Linked DNA regions of Mus musculus: region 1 is linked to region 2. The links are chromatin loops, found by intact Hi-C in ENCODE. Cell type or tissue: gastrocnemius. All regions are shown on one strand. Links, peaks and the distances in the headings refer to the core of each region. The heading gives the core; the rest is flanking DNA.

Region 1 (2,923 bases), core at 314-2,813, 97 kb before region 2:
TAACTGCACAGATGACAACATCTATATGTTCAATATGACTGGCTTAAAGACTTCTCCGGGTAAGTTGTTATTCAAATTCTCTTTTGTTAATGATATGACTATTCAAATCTCTCTTCAAAAGACAAAATCAGCTGGGAAATCTAGCTCTTGTACTTGTCTGGTGATCTAGGTTCAATCCCCAGTACAACCATAAAAATGAAAGGAAAGAAGAATACTTTATGGCCTGCAAAGATGGCTTAGTTGGTAAAGTGCTTGCCACACAGACATGAGGACCTGAGTTTAATTTAGATCACTAGCACCCACGTGTAATCTTTGCTGGGGAAGTCCTGGGAGACTCCTGGGGCTTATGGCCAGAGCTAGCCTTGTAGAATTGGCGAGCTTCAGGTTCAGTGAAAGAGACTTATCTAAGGTTGGCAATGGAAAAGACACCTGGTATCTTTGACCTCCGGCCTCCACATGGTGTATATACGGCTCACAGGACACACATACACGATGTAAACTAACCCTGGTGCATTATTAAGTGTGCACTCTTATGTATACTTTCCTATACACATGGTGTATATACGGCTCACAGGACACACATACACGATGTAAACTAACCCTGGTGCATTGTTAAGTGTGTACTCTTTTATGTATACTTTCCTATACACATGGTGTATATACGGCTCACAGGACACACATACACGATGTAAACTAACCCTGGTGCATTGTTAAGTGTGCACTCTTTTATGTATACTTTCCTATACACATGGTGTATATACGGCTCACAGGACACACATACACGATGTAAACTAACCCTGGTGCATTGTTAAGTGTGCACTCTTTTATGTATACTTTCCTATACACATGGTGTATATACGGCTCACAGGACACACATACACGATGTAAACTAACCCTGGTGCATTGTTAAGTGTGCACTCTTTTATGTATACTTTCCTATACACATGGTGTATATACGGCTCACAGGACACACATACACGATGTAAACTAACCCTGGTGCATTGTTAAGTGTGCACTCTTTTATGTATACTTTCCTATACACATGGTGTATATACGGCTCACAGGACACACATACACGATGTAAACTAACCCTGGTGCATTGTTAAGTGTGCACTCTTTTATGTATACTTTCCTATACACATGGTGTATATACGGCTCACAGGACACACATACACGATGTAAACTAACCCTGGTGCATTATTAAGTGTGTACTCTTTTATGTATACTTTCCTATAGTGTAGTACCAAAGAGTCTTGAGTTTCGTTTGCCTTTCTGCAATTTTAAAATAGTTCTTGTGGATAGGTTTGCTTTTTAGAATGCTAGCTAGGTGTGTTGACACATGCTTAGTCCTAGCACTCAGGTAACAGAGATAGGTGGATCTCTGAGTTTAAGGACAACCAGGACTACATGATAAAGAGACCTTGTGTCATGTCAAAACAAATGAGAGAGTTAAATGTACGGGTAAACGTTGCCTGGTGATGACTTGCCTTTCCACTTTGACTTTGGAAAGGACAAGGACTTCATGCTTGTGATTTTTGTTTTCAATTCACAGTATTGTAATGTACTAATAATTACATCCCATGCTCAGTTTAGCATAGAAAAATTAAGTTGAAGCCACGCATAATACCACATGCTTAAAATCTCAGTGTTTGGGAGACTGAGGCAGGAGGGTCGGTCAGGAGTTCAAGGCCATCTTAAGCTTCCTCAGAACAACAGCAAGTCAAAGTGAGTTAATTATAATGAAAGCCGCCATTGGGTTTTAGACTTTTTGCCATATCTGAAACATTTGCAATGTGCTTTATACCACCTTTTCCTAGACCAGCAGAGAGCAATAAAAACAGGGTTAGTCACAGGTGATGGTTGCCCACACCTTTAATCCCAGCCCTTGATAAGCAGAGGCAGGCAAATCTGAGAGTTCAAGGCCAGTCTGGTCTACAGAGTGCAGGACAGCCAAGACTACACAGAGAAACTCTGTCTTGAAAAACAAAACAAATATGATTAGTAGGAAATTCAATTTATATTTTTCTGTTCAGGGCTGGTGAGATGGCTCAGTGGGTAAGAGTACCCGACTGCTCTTCCAAAGGTCCAGTGTTCAAGTCCCAGCAACCACATGGTGGCTCACAACCATCCGTAACAAGATCTGACGCCCTCTCCTGGAGTGTCTGAAGACAGCTACAGTGTACTTACATATAATAAATAAATAAATCTTTAAAAAAATAATAATAATAATAATTTTCTGTTCATAGTTCAGTGCAAAAGATAAATAACTTCAGCTTTGAAGCAGTGATCAGAATGAAGGAACTTCTATTTTGCAGGTCTTTATCATAGTGAGGGGTTTTGTTGTTGTTGAATGTTATATCTGTGTGTACAGTTAAAGGCTATTATTGAGCCATTGTGTAGGTGCTGGGAATTGAACCCCGGGCCTCTAGAAAAACTCAGTGCTCTTAACTCTGAGAACCAATTTTTGGTCTTGTTTTTATTTAAAAGGTATAAATACAAAGTATTTTTTTCTCCCAGTGTGTTTTTTTAAATGGTATGGATTATCTAGTAAGAAACCTAACCCTGATGAAGCAGTTTACAGATGAGCATATATTATGCCCCTCTGGGTCTGTCTATCACTCAGCCTGTTAAAGAGTTAGATTTAAAAAAAAAAAAAAAACAAAACAGGTGTATCTCTGAGTTCCAGGATATCCAGGGCTACACAGAGAAAAAAAAAATGCCAATAATAATAATAAACAACTTCGGCATGTCAGCCAAAATTCAAATGATTCTTTTCACTTATTTTTACCTTTTTCATGCAACAAATATTTGAGGCTTTATTCTGTTTAAATTACTACAGTCTAGAAAAAGTGAGACGTACCCTCAAAGCTCACAGTGGTAAGATCAGTGGAGAAAGTCCTATAGGATAAGATAGGATTAGGCA
Region 2 (2,923 bases), core at 178-2,677:
CCTGGAACTTCCCAGAAACCAGACCAGCCCGGAACTCACAGGTATTTTCCTGCCTCTGCCCCCTGGGGTTGGAGATAGGCAACATTATGCTTGTCCCTAGAAGTGATAATTCCATATTCTGTTCTTTCTTTACGCACCTGTGATTTTGAAATCTCAGTAATGACTTTATCTAACAACGCATGATGAGATTCTGTTTTGAGACCACCCACCCCACGGTTTCTATCAGACTCTAAGACAAGGGTCGGATGTTTCTAATTTTCCACAGCAATGACCATCCTGGTAGTGAAAAAGAGCTTAGGCAGTGTGTGCTGGAGCAGGGCTGCTCACCTGGTGCCGGCCAGAAGCAGGCAAAGCAACAGGAGGGGCCCAAGGACAAGACACCCCCAAAGGCACACCCCCAAAGGCACACCCCCTCGTGACCTATTTCTTCCAGGTACATCCTGCTCCTAAGGTTTCCACTGCCTCCCAAAATAGTATCATCAGCTGCAAGCCAGGCCTTCAACACAATTCAAACTCTAACACGTGTATGTATTTCTATATACACACAGCTACACATATGCACACAAACATGCAAAGTTCACTAGAGTTTCTTGAATGTTCAGTTTAGAGATTTACTCCATCCTCCAGACTATAGAATACATTTCAAGATCCTTAGCCTGTGTGTACACATGACAGGAGGCTTCCCAGGAGAGGGACAGGATGCTGGGAGACAGGAGGAAGAAAGCTTTCTTGTTGACCTTAGTCCCTGGATGTTTGCTTTTTCTACAGGCATGTATATTGTACTTAAAAGTTCCACCCAGGCATGTTTGCCTGCTAAAACAGAGATTGAAAGCCAGCAGTCCTCAGGCTAAACACAAACATGGTTTCATTTGACCTACACAGTGTTTTAAAAATAAGGAAATACTCAGTGGCGTTACATAATTAGGATCGATAATCCAAAATTCCAACTTCTCCTGAAAAATGGAAAAGTAGAAAATATTTCACCTGCATTTTCATGTGCTAGCAATGGAGCAAAGTTGGGCTGGGTTGTTTGTTTGTTTGGTTTGGTTGTTTTAAAGTTTATATGTGAGAGTGTGTTGCCTGCTTGTATGTCTGTGCCCCTGGTGTCCCTAGAGGCCAGAAGAGTGCGTTGGATCCCCTGGGACTGGAGTTACAGATGGTTGTGAGCCACTTTGTGGACATGGGGAACTGAAACCAGGTCCTCTGGAAGAGCGGGCAGTATTCTTAGCTGCTGAGCCACCCTTCCAGCCCCAGGGCTATTATTATCTTTTAAGTAGAACAAGTGTTTGCATGTTCTGCCATGGTCTTACTAGTTACTTTTCTTAATGCTGTGACCAGATACCTGACAAGAAGCACCTGAAGGGATGGGCATGACGACACATGCCTGTAATCCTCACATTCAGGAGGGTGAGGCAGGGGGTCAACCCAGGGTCATTCTCAACTCTATTGCAAGTTTGAGGCCAGTGTGACTATATGAGACCTCATCTTAAACAAACAAACAAACATGGACCAAGAGAGGAAGGGATCATCTGGGCTCGTGGTTTGAGGGGCAACAGTCTCTCATTGTAAGCAAGGCATGGCCCCTTGCAGCTGAGACAGGCCAAGAATGATGCAGAGTTGCTGGGCCAGTGGTCAGAAAGCAGAGGGCAGAGGAAGCCAGGGTTGGTATATAGCCCCCAAGTTTGCCTCCTGGGAATCCGCTTCCTCCAGTGAGACCCCACCACACCTTCTAAAGGTTTGACAACCTGCCAAAGTAGCACTGCCAGCTGGGGACCCGGTGCTCAAAGTCATGAGGCTCTGGGGGGACATTCCACTTCCAAACCTAATGGTCCCGGCTTCTCTGTTGGGTTAGCTTTAGTCTGTCTCCCGACCTTCTGGATCATTTGAGTTTTTCAAACAGCCAGAGCTCCCAGATAAACAATTCTTACACCTAAATTTTAATTTCAGATAGCAAAAATTGGTATAAAAATGTCCCATATGTCGCTGAGTATTTAATATTTTCATCTAATATTAAATCTAGCAGTTCTAGATTAATTTTAGGTCTATGAATGTTTTGCCTGCATAAAGATCTGTGTCCCGCATATATGCCTAGTGCCTGTTGAGGCCAGAAGACAGCACTAAACTCCCCAGAGCTGGAGTTACATGCAGTTGTAAGCCATCATGGTGGTCCTGGGGATCAAACCAGGTCCCCTGCAAGATCAGCAAGTGATATTACACACAGAGCCGTCTTCCCAGGTTCTAAATTTGGCAATTCTAACCAGCTCTTCAGCTTTTACAGCCTGGCCTCCACGACCCCAACTTTATCTCCTGTTGCTCTCTCTTCCTCAGATCCTTCCCTCTGATCCAGTCAGAGTGCTGGCCAGCTTCCTGCATGTGGTGTTTACATCCTTCTGACTGGGAAGTCCTGGCTCTGCTCCTTCATGGTTATTCAATATTACATTATTGTCTCTTGAAGACAAATTGAAGTTCCAGGCCTAAGGAACGGTTCTCTGCTTTGATTCCTGCACTCTCTGCCCCCACACTCTGACCTCTGACCCGTGGACACTCTCTGCCCCCACACTCTGACCTCTGACCCGTGGACACTCTCTGCCCCCACACTCTGACCTCTGACCCGTGGACACTCTCTGCCCCCACACTCTGACCTCTGACCCGTGGACACTCTCTGCCCCCACACTCTGACCTCTGACCCGTGGACACTCTCTGCCCCCACACTCTGACCTCTGACCCGTGGACACTCTCTGCCCCCACACTCTGACCTCTGACCGTGGACACTCTCTGCCCCCACACTCTGACCTCTGACCCGTGGACACTCTCTGCCCCCACACTCTGACCTCTGACCCGTGGACACTCTCTGCCCCCACACTCTGACCTCTGACCCGTGGACACTCTCTGCCCCCACACTCTGACCTCTGACCCGTGGACA

What was found. A loop is a pair of places that touch in the nucleus more often than their neighbours do. Peaks named below come from ENCODE experiments on the same cell type or tissue, not always from the same donor. Only the 100,000 strongest peaks of a DNase experiment are listed, where the experiment ranks them.
Region 1: it touches region 2 in a loop (2.3-fold over the local background); 2 of 42 quality-filtered maps call a loop at or near these places.

What each region holds. Positions count from the first base shown.
Region 1 is chr1:191,553,577-191,556,499 of GRCm38, reverse strand. It overlaps Dtl (denticleless E3 ubiquitin protein ligase), which reads left to right. Exons shown (of 15, transcript NM_029766.3): 10 at 1-59. Among named protein-coding and RNA genes, the nearest start is that of Dtl, 21 kb to the left of the region's middle. In gastrocnemius, for the core only: no CTCF peak of the experiment used is centred there; no DNase peak of the experiment used is centred there.
Region 2 is chr1:191,456,742-191,459,664 of GRCm38, reverse strand. All of the region lies in intron 2 of Gm32200 (predicted gene, 32200), which reads left to right. Among named protein-coding and RNA genes, the nearest start is that of Gm32200, 6.8 kb to the left of the region's middle. In gastrocnemius, for the core only: a CTCF peak has its summit at 1,124; no DNase peak of the experiment used is centred there; H3K27ac peaks cover 2,383 bases.